Regions from separate parts of the Homo sapiens genome. Here region 2 is linked to region 1. Evidence: read pairs that join two places in POLR2A ChIA-PET (ENCODE). Cell type or tissue: PC-9. All regions are shown on one strand. Links, peaks and the distances in the headings refer to the core of each region. The heading gives the core; the rest is flanking DNA.

What was found. Peaks named below come from ENCODE experiments on the same cell type or tissue, not always from the same donor. Only the 100,000 strongest peaks of a DNase experiment are listed, where the experiment ranks them.
Region 2: POLR2A ChIA-PET joins it to region 1 with 12 read pairs; 8 of 35 experiments call an interaction of 5 or more read pairs at or near these places.

The regions. Positions count from the first base shown.
Region 1 is chr21:41,704,910-41,711,460 of GRCh38, forward strand. No RefSeq gene overlaps it. Among named protein-coding and RNA genes, the nearest start is that of LINC00479, 7.6 kb to the right of the region's middle. RefSeq lists a silencer at 1,760-2,054. In PC-9, for the core only: no CTCF peak of the experiment used is centred there; DNase peaks (open chromatin) are centred at 1,892, 2,472 and 2,792; H3K4me3 peaks cover 553 bases; H3K27ac peaks cover 2,500 bases.
Region 2 is chr21:41,759,112-41,765,662 of GRCh38, forward strand. The region is part of intron 1 of RIPK4 (receptor interacting serine/threonine kinase 4); the gene reads right to left. Among named protein-coding and RNA genes, the nearest start is that of RIPK4, 4.7 kb to the right of the region's middle. RefSeq lists enhancers at 1,215-1,849, 1,850-2,484, 2,485-3,119, 3,120-3,753, 4,455-5,054 and 2 more. In PC-9, for the core only: no CTCF peak of the experiment used is centred there; a DNase peak (open chromatin) is centred at 2,570; H3K4me3 peaks cover 2,500 bases; H3K27ac peaks cover 2,500 bases.

The DNA of each region.
Region 1 (6,551 bases), core at 1,320-3,819:
AGCCCAAAGCCCGGCCATGTGGGTCCTAAGCTCACCCTGGAGGCAAAAATCCAATGGAGAGTCTCCAGCCATTCCAGTCGGGTTCTCTGGGGTCTGTCCGTCTCTGCTGTTGGGCTGAGCGGTGCAGAGGACTCAGGGGTGCCCTCAGGACAATGCAATCCCAAGAAGGCTGTCCCCCTCACACACACACAAACACAAACACAAACACACAAACACACAGCATGTGCAGCATGCCGGGTACACACAGGTCAAAGCCAAGCCGAGGGTGGTGGGGGGAGGGTGGGCTTGTATAGCCTTCAACACCCACCTCAAAAGCCACAGAGCATGCAAAGGACCAGACACAAGGAAAACCCCCTCCCGCCAGGCACCTTCCAGAAGGCACAGGTCAGGCAGATGGTGATGGCAGAGGAATGTATCAGGGGAAGCTGAGGTATAAAGGACCTTCAACAAGTTTGGTGACAAGGGAAGAGGACAAAGTGGGACTGTGCTAGCGAAGCATGTTGATGAGAGGAGTTTTTAAGGGTGGAAAGTTCTGAGCAGCCATGAGGGTGGAGGAGGAGGTCAGTGACGAAAATGCTGTATGTGAATTGTATCCACAAATGATATGTCCCAGTCCTAAACCCGGTGCCTGTGAATGAGACCTTATATGGAAAGAGGGTCTTAGAAACGAATCAAGTTAAGATGCGGTCATGATGGGTTAGGGTGGGCCCTAAGTCCCATAACACTGGTGTCCCTGTAGGAGGGAAGTTTGGACACAGACCTGAGTAGAGGGAGGATGAAGTGAGGAGGCACACAGAAGCGGGCGGGCCAAGGCCAACGTGGGGATGTAGTGATGCAGCCACCAGCCACGGAAGCCCAGGACCACGGGCCACTGACAGACATGGGAGAGACGCAAGGAACTGTCCTTCCCCAGAGCCTTCAGACGGAACACAGCCCCACACACACCTTGATTTCAGATGTCTGGTCTCCAGAACCATGAGAAAAAAAAATCTGTTGTTGAATTCACCCAGTTTGTAAAATTTGTGGCACCAGCCATGGGACACTCATGCAGAGGGTGACCTGCTTGGCTCCAATTTCTCAGAGTTGGGCACAAAATCAGCCACAACCCTGTGGTTGTGTCTGTTCTGAGCACAGGGATGCAGCCCACCCCTTCCTTTCCGCACTCTTCCCTGGGACAGCAGGGATCTGAGGAATTCCTCTAGGGGCCTGGCTGCAGGAGGTCCCCGCTCCAAAGCCCAAAGGAGGCAGGTGGGAGTAAGTGAACAGGACGGGAAACGCCGAGCAGGAACCTGCATAGTACGGGGGAGCCCCCAGGCCTGCCTACCGTCTCAACACCAGCATTTGGATTCCACTAGGAAGGAAAACAAGAAGACTGAAAAAGACAGAGAGGAGCAGGAGAGTGTGCAAGGGACAGTCTCTGTCTTCCACATTGGCTGTTTGCCAGAGCATGGCCTGTTGGCACCCCTCGCTTGTTCATAGGTGGCTGACAACATAGCCATAAATCCACCTGTGCCAGTCCATGAATGGACAAAGGGCGAGAGATGACCCTGCTTCAGCCACAGAGGCCAGTGCTCAGACTCCAGCCAGCTGGAGGCCCCCAGGCAGGCGAATGGGCTTGGGTTTCTAAGACCAACACAGAAATGCCCAGGTACACTGTGCTGCTTTTCTCTGGAGAAGAGAGAACGTCCCTTTCACCAAGTTATTATTTCTTCCTTTTAAAATTTGATTGTTATAACATTGTTTTAATAGTCAAGTAGTGCTGCAAGGCTTGTGATAATAAACAGTTGTTATCACTGCACCTCTTCCCACCTCCAGCTCCCTCCCCTGTGAGTCATCGGCCTTCAAGTCTCTCAGCTGTTTCTCTTGACCTTGACCTTCACACTTCCAACATGATTACAGTACTATTCCTTTCGGTTTTATCTCACTTACACCACCACCTCCCACACACTCCCACCTATTCCACCTACCCAGCATCTTCACAACTTACACAGTTACACAATTCGCAACCTTTGGCCAAGTCAATATTTAGTTCTGATATTACTATGACCACCATAAATGTTGTCACAACTAAACCACTTAGGGAACTAGGATGGTCTTTTCTTTTTAGTACAACTTTTTGATTTTCCTGGGGTTAACAATTGCCTCATTTTTTCATAAACTTAATTTTTTTGTCTACTACTTACCAATTATCCCCCCCCCAATTTTCTGATAGACCTATAAAAGTCCTCTCAACAAAGTCAAACATACTAAGTAATCATTCTTTTGTTGTTGCTTTGTTGTTGTTTGTCCTTCCCCTTGGAGACATCCCCTCCAGAGCTCTCTGTCCTATTTGTATCTGGGCTGGCTGACCTCTTGGCTTGTGGCACAGCTCCCCCTTGAAAGTTCCCTTCAACTTCAGTGAGAATTCCTTCGTATTTTTCTGGTGCTAAATCTAATGTGTCCTGTGCCTCACATCTTTCTCTTTTGGGGTTTACTTCCTTGTGCAAGTGACACCCATACCACAGGAACTTGCTGAGAAAGAATGCATGTGAGGTTCAATGATTTCATCTTGCATACCTTCAAACATCTTTGTTCTACCCTTACATTTGATTTTTCATTTATTATTTGAAAATGTGGCTTGCCTTTTCAGTAAGGAAATTCATGTCCTGCAGGTCGGTATTGTTTTGTTTTGTCTTTTGGCATCTTTCTCCTCTTTCTGCTCGCTCTGAGTGCCAACTCCAGAGCTGGTCTGGCTCAATTTCTCTATAGTGTGCACTTCCTGAGTTCTCTTCAGTGAGGTGGATGAGTCATCTAGCCAGGTGGATAACGAGGAAGTCTCAGGGACTAAGTGTCTCTGACAATACATTCAGCCACTACTACAGTATGAAGCCAGCCCCTCATCCCCACCTTCAGAGACCCCTGGTGCCTCAGATTCCTCGGCCATTCTGGAGCTGCTGTGCCCGAGGCTTGTGTAGTTGGAGATCATTTTGGCAGTCAGTGCTGCTTCAGCTTTCACTGTTCTGCTGTGCCAGCACATCACCAGGGATCACCTTTGGCTGCATGAACCAGAACCCCATTCCAGGGCTCAACCAAACAGCACTTTAATTTTCTTACCCAAGCAAGCAGTCCTGGCTTGTACAGCCTCCCCAGGATGTCACCAGGACCCCAAGCTCCTTCTATCTTGCTGCTCTGCCATCCTGTGTCACTTTCTTCCTCATGGAGGCTTCCTGGTCACAGGACACCCACTCCACCTCCAGTCTCTTGTTCACAATCCAAGGAGATGGAAGGAAAGAAATGATGAGGAACCAGGGTGGCTGCAATGTCAGCAACAGTATTTCCCAGGATCTCTAGCAGATTTTTTTTGGGGGGTGGTTTGTTTGTTTGTTTGTTGGGGTTTTTTGTTTTGTTTTGTTTTGTGACAGAGGCAGGGTCTCACTCTGTCACCCAGGCTGGCTGGAGTGCAATGGTGCAATCCTGGCTCACTGCAGCCTCGACCTCCCAGGCTCAAGCAATCCTCCCATCTCAGCCTCCTGAGTAGCTGGGACTGCAGACACGCACCACCAAACCTGGCTAAATTTGTTTATTTTTTTATAGAGACAGGTTTCACTATGTTGCCCAGGCTGGTCTTGAACTCCTTGGCTCAAGCAATCCAAGCTGGTGAGAACGTGGAGCCAGTGAAGCTCACACAAGTCACCAACGAGAATGCAAGATGCAATAGCCACTTTGGAAAATAGGTGGGCAGTTTCTTATAAAGTTAAACAGATACTTAATGAATGACCCAGCAATCCTAATCCTGGATATTTACCCAAAAAGTAAAAACTAGTGATCAGGGCAGGCACAGTGGCTCACGCCTGTAATCCCAGCACTTTGGGAAGCTGAGGTGGGCGGATCTCTTGAGGTCAGGAGTTCAAGACCAGCCTGGCCAATGTGGCAAAACCCCGACTCTACTAAAAATACAAAAATTAGCCGGGTGTGGTGGTGTACACCTGTAGTCACAGCTACTCGGGAGGCTGAGAGAGGAAAATTGCTTGAACCTAGGAGGCGGAGGTTGCAGTGAGCCAAGATCATGCCATAGCACCCCAGCCTGGGCAACAGAGCAAGACTCTGTCTCAAAAACATAAACAAAACAAAAACAAACACAAACAAACAAAGCCTAGAGATCACAGAAAAACCTGGAGACAAATGTTTCTGGCTGCTCATTCATAATCGTTCCAAACTGGAGACAACCCAAATATCCATCAGCTGGGACGTGGATAAGCAAACTGTGGGGAACCCTAACAGCAGATATTATTGTTCAGCAACAAAAAGGAACCATCTACTGACACTTACAGCGACATGGATGAATCTCAGACGTGTTACGCTGAGTGAAAGATGCCAGACACCAAAAGCCACACGCTGAGATCCCATGGAGAGGACATTCTGGAAAAGGCAAAACTGTAGAGACAGGGAACAAATTGGTGGTTGCAGGGGCTGAGAGTGGGAGCTGGGAACTGGCTGCCAAGGAGTGTGGGGGTGGTTTGGGGGTGATATAGATGTGGTCTATGTTTGGCTATGGTGGTGGTTACACAACTGTGACCACTTCGTCAAACTCATAGAACTTTGTCAAAACTCGTAGAACTGTACACTAAAACAATGAGTTTTACCGTATGTTGATTATATAACTCTATCTTTTTTTTTTAATAGGGTCTCATTCTATTGCTTGTCACCCAGCTCAAGCAATCCTCCCACCCCAGACTTCCTGGTAGCTAGGACCTACAGGCGTGTGCCACTATGCCCAGCTAGTTTTAATTTTTTTGTAGAGATGAGGTCTTGCTATGTTGTCCAGACTGGTCTCAAACTCCTGGCCTCAAATGATCCTCTCACCTCAGCCTCCTAAATTGCTGGAATTACAGGCATGAGCCACCTCGCCAGCCTATATCTCAATAAGCCTGACTTTTAAAAGGTTTCAGGCTGGATGCAGTGGCTCACAAGACCAGCCTGCACAACATGGGGAGACCCCATATCCAGAAAATGTTTTTAAACTATTAGCCGGGCGTGGTGGTATGCACCTGTAGACCCAGCTACTGGAGAGGCTAAGGCAAGAGGATCACATGAGCCCAGGGTTTTCAGGCCACAGTGAGCCATGATCATGCAACTACACTCCAGCCTGGATGACAGAGCAAGACCCCATCTCTAAAAAATAAAGGGAAAATAAAATTGTAAAAGGTTTCAATCAACAAACTTGTGGAATACTGAATACCACACCGCTATTTATTGACACCCTGATCATGTGGGTTTAGTCAAGGCCCTGAAAAGTCCTGCAGTTCATTTAACCAAGAGTATTATCCTTCAAGCTTTTTTCCAAGTGACAACAAAAAGGAACCATCTTGATGTACTGGCAAGCATCAAGCAAGATGATCTGGAATGTCTCCCTCCGCACAAATAGTCTGTGACTGTAAAGTGGTTTGGGCCAATGGCCTCCCTGAAGGAGGCTCTGGGAAGTGGGAATCAGACCTTGTGTTTAGGTTTCTTTGCGGAGAGCCGCCTCCTCTCCTCGTTCACGTGCTGACTCAGGTCTTCTCCAGCCCAGGAAACATGGAGGGAGGGAGCAGACCACATGTATGTCCACACCCTTAGAAAACAGTGGCTCCCACAAAGGGAGAGAGGCTGAGCCCCAGTCCTGTGGATGGTTGCTGCCCAGCCCTGGGAGGCTGGTGGCAGACACGCCCTGGGAGGCTGGTGGCAGCCAAGGGACCAGACCCTCTCAGCCCGTGGCCCCGCCATCAAGGCTGTCACTGGTGTGTCACTTCCTCATGGGCTAAGCACTGCTCATCCATTTCTAGTTTGGCCTTCACAAGTGCCCCTTGAGGCAGTGTGGCGTCATGTCCATGTGTCATGACATGTGGCAAAGCCGCTCACCACCGACCAACAGGCCTCCCAGGAGTCAGGAGTCCAGTACCAGATGGGGCAGAACCATCCTTCCCAAGGTCTGGGCCATCTGTCCTTCGAGTCCGAGCAGCGCAGGGCCCAAACCCTCGAGTCACTTCCCATTTCCACACCCTTCCAGGTGTTTAGGGAGACAGCTACAACTCAGCCCCCGGGGAAGCACTCACCAGGAACTCCAGCAGGAAAGGAGGGCGGCCAGCCAGCGTGTGGGTGCCTTCTCCTCCAGCTCCACTAGCAGCAAATCATGCTGGCCTTGTCCCTCCCTCTGCCTCACCCCCAGCCTCCTGCTGCCCGGTCCAGATGCTAAAAATAGCCCCAACCTGCATTCAGAATCCAGCACATCATACCTTCCACAGCAGGCATCTGCACCGTTGACAGTGGAGGCCACTGTGACTCCACCACCTCCCCAACACAGCCTTCCACCAGCCATGGCAGAGGGAGCTTGCAAAACCAGAGGGTGGGTGCAAGAACTCACGCCCTCTCCAAACGCTTTCCAGAGGTAGGCCAGGCGGCCAATGGTTGCACCTGAGGCCCAGGAGAGGAACTGACCTCACTGGCTTTGTAAACGCCATGATATTCAAGTTCTCACGTTTCCTATTTCTGAGCAAGCCAAATCAATGTCAACATACATGAAATACATCTATGAA
Region 2 (6,551 bases), core at 1,321-3,820, 54 kb after region 1:
TTTTTGAAACAGAGTCTCGCTCTGTTGCCCAGGCTGGAGTGCAGTGGCATGATCCTAGCTCACTGCAACCTCTACCTCCCAGGTTCAAGTGAGTCTCATGCCTCAGCCTCCAGGGTAGCTGGGATTACAGGTGTGCCACACTCAGCTAATTTTTTGTATTTTTAGTAAAGATGGGATTTTGCTGTTTGCCAGGGTGGTCTTGAACTCCTAGGCTCAAGTGATTTGCCTGCCTCAGCTCCCAAAGTGCTAGGATTACAGGCATGAGTCACCGTGCCCAGCCAATCTGCTTTCTAATAATATAATAAGCTCCCTAAAGGAAATGTTCAGAACCACACTAGGAGAGATCCGACCTCCTATAGCAGGAAACCCAGCAGCTCCATGTCCACACACAGGCCACGCAAGGCAGCTGGCTGGGGTGGCCTCCAGACAATTCCCCCAGAATCCAGCGTCCAGCCCAAGTCCCTGCCTATAACCCAGTGTCCGCTGCCACAGCAGGGGGCTCTTCTGGAGCTCGGACACAGGCCTGCTCCTCCCAGTGACAAACCCGGGAGCAGGTGCTGGGAAATCACTCAGTGGCTCCCATTTCCTCGCCTGCTGGTGAATCCAAAACAGTGCCAACAGAACGCATCCATTTCTTAATGATCTGACCGCCCCTGCGAGAGTTCAGCCCCTCCTAGGCTTCCCTTACCATAGTGAAAACACTTTCCCTGCAGGAAAGGCCAGCAGGAACCCCTGGATCCTACTGTTTAGCTCTTGCTGTGGAAATTCCCATACATCGGACAGGTACCAAAGGCTCGGAGATCTCAGCCTGTCTGCCCCCCAACAATGCAAGCCCTGCAGCTAGGGCTCTGCGTCTCAGGACATAGCCCACTGGTTCTCAATTAGAGGCAACTTCACCCCCCAAGAAACACTGGGCAATGTCTGGAGAGATTCTGGCTGTCACAACTAAAGGATGCTACTGAACATCCTACAATGCATAAGACAGCCCCAAGGCTAAGAATTACTCAGCCCCAAATGCCAACGGTGCCAAGTTGAATAACCCCGATGTAAATCAAGTGAGTGCATTTTCAGCCAATAAACTACTACTGTCCAGAATCACCACTTCAGTATTCCCAGCACTCACCTGACCTATATTTTAAGCAGTTCTGTGTATTGGCAAGTGCTCGCTTGAATCCACCATATGTCAGAACTAAGGACAAGAGGTCCCTTTCCCGCCTTCATGGTGTTTACGTGTACCCTCTAAGGAAGAAGATGGCGAACTACCCCCAAAAGAGAAGTGTGGTTGAAAAATCTAAGCCTCTTGAAAGGAAGGTCCAGGGAGCTATGGAGAATCAAGAGAGATCCAAAGTCAGAAGTCAGCATAGGAAAGGGCCCCTGAGAGAATCGGGAAGGCTGAGACCTGCGCAGAGTCCAGGGGCACCCGGGAGGCCAGCAGAGCGGAGCAGTCGCTGTGGATCCCCTTGGGCTTGGCAAAGCAGAGAGGGGAAGCCAGCAGAGCACACACACTCTGTTGGAAGAATCTGCAGGATGGGTCCATTGACTGCATGTGGAGGGGAGAAGCTTGCAGGACCTCTCTGGAGCTGCACCAGGGGTCACTAGGCAGCTCTCTACGGTGGACGCGGGAGCACCCCAGGAGGAGCAGCTGGGGGGTGTGGGGGGTGGGCAGGTCGAGTGTGTCTGAATACACTCAAGGAGCAAAGAATCCCACTGGCCTTGGGAACAAGTGAAGCAAGTATCAGGAATGAACGTGAAATTATTATGAGACAAAACTTAGGGGAGCACGGCCTGCTTTCCTAGCGCTCTGGTTAAATGACCAACTAATGGAAAACAAGATGCCCACCAGTGTGCAGTGCTAGCCTGTGGGGGTCCCTGGGCTGAGCTGAAAGCTGCCCCATCACCAGCATACCATCGGCTGCTTCCTCCCTCTCCAGGGGAAATCCCTCTCCCTGCAGCCACAGGCTTGGGCCAGGCTCTGGGACCCATCAAGGGATGGGGGGTGCAGATCAGATCGTGGGACTCTCAACCCTGTCCCCAGTCTCAGTGAGCATTGGGAAAAAAGGAAGACGAGGACCTGATGCCAACGTCAAGCATCAGCTAAAATGAAACCGGTCACCAAAGAAGGAAAATGACACCTCTCAGCTCCCAGCCTTTCTCCTCCTCTGGGAACACCGGTTGGCTGAGGCCCTCATTTGTTATTTAAAGGAATACCAGCACAACTTCCAACCCGGCAACTGCCACTAACTTCCAAACCATCGGACTGGGACATGGTACCAGCTGCTGCTTCTCTTTTATGTCTTGTTAAGAATCAGAGTTATGATTTGTCTGTTTCCGATTGCTCAAATGTGGCCAGCTTGCCGCCCCTCCCCTACCAGTGTGGCCTCCCTCCTCCGGACACTCTGCCCCGGGGCGCTGGCGAAAGTCCTTCCGTAGGACTCAGACCCACATCCACTGTGCAACCGTGTGAGGCACACCCTCCTCGCCGGAGGGTTTTGAGGAAATGACAATTCGGGTGTTTAGAGGCCAGCCATTCGCAAGGGTCATTTTTCCACATTAAGTAGACATTCTGAGAGTGAACTCTCTAAGCCAAAGCTGACTGATAATAAACACGTATTCTGAGAACAATGTCAATCAAAGGAAGGCTGAGTAGCTTATTAAGTGGAAGCTCTGAGCCACTCCACAAATAGTGTTTTCTTTTATTTGCCCAAAGGGCTTAATACATAAAACCCCGGTGACTTCTGATTGCAGAGTGAGCTCATTGGCGACTCTAACAGCTACGGGCTGGCAGCAGTGCACACCCCTCCCCAGCGCACCGAGTTCAGCAAGTACTTTACTCTCCCTGCCCCGGGCTCTTTCTGCAGAACGGAGACCCCATTTACCTTACTTTAAAAGAAACAACAAACAAACAAAAAAGGGCCACTGCTGCTAGTTGGCTCCTGAAAGCGGATCCCGGCTAGAATCTCCTAACGGAGTCCACCCCAGCTTTGCGCAACTGCCTGAAGGGAGCCCGGCACGACTTCCCCCTTCCATGGGCCACACATTTGAGGGCACTTTCTCGAGGAAAATCAGCTGTCCTGGAAAAAAAAAGTCATTGTTTCCGTGGACAAAAGTGTTGTGACAGCATGATCCAAACTGGCTTGGGGTAGACAGGATTCCAGCTGAGGAAGGGGGTCCCGGGACCGCCCTGTGGGAGATCTGAGGCCCAGGAGTGGGGGTGGGGCGGCTCCCTTGCCTACCAGCCTGGATTTCGCTCAGAAGCACCAGCATGTCCTCAGAAACTTTCCACACTGTTTACCATCCAGTAACCACTGGGCCAAAACCCACACGACCCCGCCTTCCAGCCCCTCTCCAGGTGCTCCCTAGGCGCACATCTGGGAAACTCCAGCGGCTTTAGGAAGCTCCAGCCCTTCTGGGGTCGGGTGTCGCCCGGCGGCATTTGCAATTCAATAAGCCTGAAAGGGCCTCTTTGCAACAAGCTGCAAGAAGAGGCTTTTCTGATCAGGGAGGTTAAGAAGTGCTCAGGTACTCGAAGCACAGAAAGAACCCACCAATTGCTTTTGAGCAATGGCACTATTTTTTTTAATACATTTTTTTCTCCTAAGCAGTGTTTCTGGCTTATTTTAATGATTCTGGCTTATTCTGATGACCACACAAAAGGAACTGTAGATTTATTACTATTATCATTTTAACACGTGGAGAGATGCCGAATCCAGCCTAGGTGCTGGGGTGGCGGCCAGGGAGCACAGAACATCACACAGTCACATTCGCACCGTCTCCAAATCGCATTTCTTACTGTTGACAGTGAAGTCAACGTTTCTGGGTTGACCAGAAGCCCCTCTCGTCGGTGTTAATTAAAACACAACCTAAAAACTGTGCCTTGCTCCAAGCGCAGCTACGCTTAGGCACAGTTCAGAGGGGGTGGCATCCTATTCCCCTCTCCTTCGCTGCTGGTGAAAGCGTTGCTAATTCTGCTTCCACGCAGGAACGGGAAAAGCCCCCCCTCCCCCGCAAAAGTGTCCTGGGTCCTGTTTTGGGTTCCACATGAAAAATCTCTGGGCATTAATTAGGATTAACTTGGGGTTCAACTTTTTAAAGATACGGTGAGTAGCACTTAGATGAATTCGGTTTTCTCCTCATTTAGGGCTAGCCAAAGTGTATTTCGCCCTCCCAGGGAGGCCAATGGAGTAGCGAGAAATACGAGAAATATCATCACACCAATCATCTCTAAAAGGAACTTCTAAAGAAGTCCCAAGGTTCTTCTCCAGGCTCAGAAATTCCAAAGACCTGTGGACCAGGCCAGCTGCGGTTTCCCCTGCAAGCACGCATCCTGGAAAGGGGGAAAGAACTGCCCCGGGACATGGTCTTGTGCAAGCGGAGAAGCAATAAACGAAGGGAAAAGTGAGAAGCAGGGAGGTGGGGGAGACGGTGAGACCGCTCAGGTAACAAAGAGCTCCGAAGGAGAAACCTAGCAACTACCTTCAGGAAAATGCAGCCGGAAAATGTGTTTCATCATCTGTTAGCTGATGCCTCTCAGCGAGGCCTTCTGCACACCAATCCAATTATGTTCCCAGGGAGCCTCGGAGGGGTTCCCACACGGCTATTTTTAAAACTGACAAGAAACGGGCTTGTCCAATCGTCAGCTCTGTTGTTACAAACCTGGGGTTTGCTCAGGCTCGCCCCGACCAGCCAGGGCTGAATGTGGCAGGAGCGTCTCCCAGCCGGCGCCCCGCAGGCACTGGCTTCTTCTGAGCATCCCCTTAGCTGGGGGCTGGTAGGGGAGGAACGGGGCCTTTGGGATCACTTTATTCTCTCCAAACTGGTCACAGCACCCATCCCTACACCCCACCCTAGGCCCTGTGACCCCCACAATGAGGGTCAGCCAGGGAGGCCAGCTGCCTCTCCAAAGCCACCCCACAGGACCCTCCGAGGCACCGAGCCCCATGATGAAGGTAATCTCAGATCAATGGGGTGTCACCTGTGAACTCCCAGGAGGGCCCCCTGGCAGGCACTTCCTGTCCCTGGGAGCCTCGCTAAGTGTCTGGGGGCTGGGCGGCCCCCCAACCTTTCCTGCACAGAAAAGCAAGCTCACATGGCCTGGCGCAGCCTGCTCATCAAACAAGCCCCGAGCAGGTGCTGTGGCCAAGGGCCGGCTGAAGGCCTGGCCCAGGGGAGCTGCAGGGAGCCAGGAGACCCCAGACCACCTTGAGAGGCAAGCAGCGTTGGCCAGTGAAAATCAGCCTCACCTGCACCTGTACCTGTGGTGGCTCCTATGTAACAAGTGGACTAGACCATCACTGACCCCCAGCAGCCTGGAAGAGGCCCAGACCCGTGTGTCAGGGGTGAGAGGGGCTGTCCCTCCGAGAAGAGAAGCAAGACTTAGGCAGAAGGGGTACAGGGCCGGGGGCTGCACACAAAGACCCTAGGAGAATCCTATGCCCCAATTCAGGGAACATCTTGCAAATATGAGGGGCTGGGGTGGGAGGCAGCTCGTCAGAAAAGCACTGAGAAATGTGGCAGGGCAAGTGGCACAGCGACTACTTCAAGGCCTAGGTACAACCTTGTGAGACTGCAATGCAACCAGCTCCTGGAGCACAGTGGGACTGATGTACATTCCTAACAAGAACCTCAGGCTCAATACAGTCAATAATTAACCTAAAGGAATCAGCTTCACAAAGAGCCAGGGTTTGACCAACTTCTCAGAAAGATCAGCCACTGCTGCACATGGCAAAGCCCCAACCTACTCTACCAGGCCCAGCAGAGCACAGGAGGTGAAATGCTTCCTGCTAGGCGATGCTGACCTCGACCTAGCCACCTGACATGCCACCACCTGTCTGCTTTGGGCAGGGTAGGAAAGGCTTCCAGTTAAAGTACAAAACACTTTTCAACCAAGCTATGCAATATCCTAAGTGATCCACCTTAAGTGGAGAAAGCCTCCCTCCAACCAGGCCACCCAAGAAATAAGGGACTGGTCGCTAGAAATAACAGAAGATCCTAAGGATGTGAGCTGGTGAGTCAGTCCAGGTAGGTGCTTGTTTACTTTGCTCTTCCAATATAAGAAAGTGGTGTGAAAATTTTCACTGATGATTAAAGCTCACACACATCCCCAAGAGATAAAACGAATGCCCCTATGGAGAGGGTTCCCTTTCAGAACCTAACCACTGGCTGGTATTCAAAGTGGTTTGGATTTCATCAAAATAACCACAGCACCCCTCCTGGCCTGAGAAGTTCCCAGAATCTGAGGCAGGGGAGAAAAAGTGCACAGCCTGGGCCAGCATCTCACCTTTGAACTAGTGGTGATTTGATGACACTCGTCACCACTCTACTGGTGTTTCCAAGAAACACTGGATTTGAGGGTTACGGCAAAAAGCCACCACTATCTCTGCTGTGTAGTCTCCTAGCCAAGGACGAAAATGCAAAGGGAGAGGACAGGCCTCTCATCCACAGAGGCGTCACAGTCACGGTATGGGGCTGCAGCACGCACTGCCACCCCAGACACAGGCATCACAACGATTCTGCAGAAAAGCTGGGGCTTAGCGGCCCCATCACTCAATCAG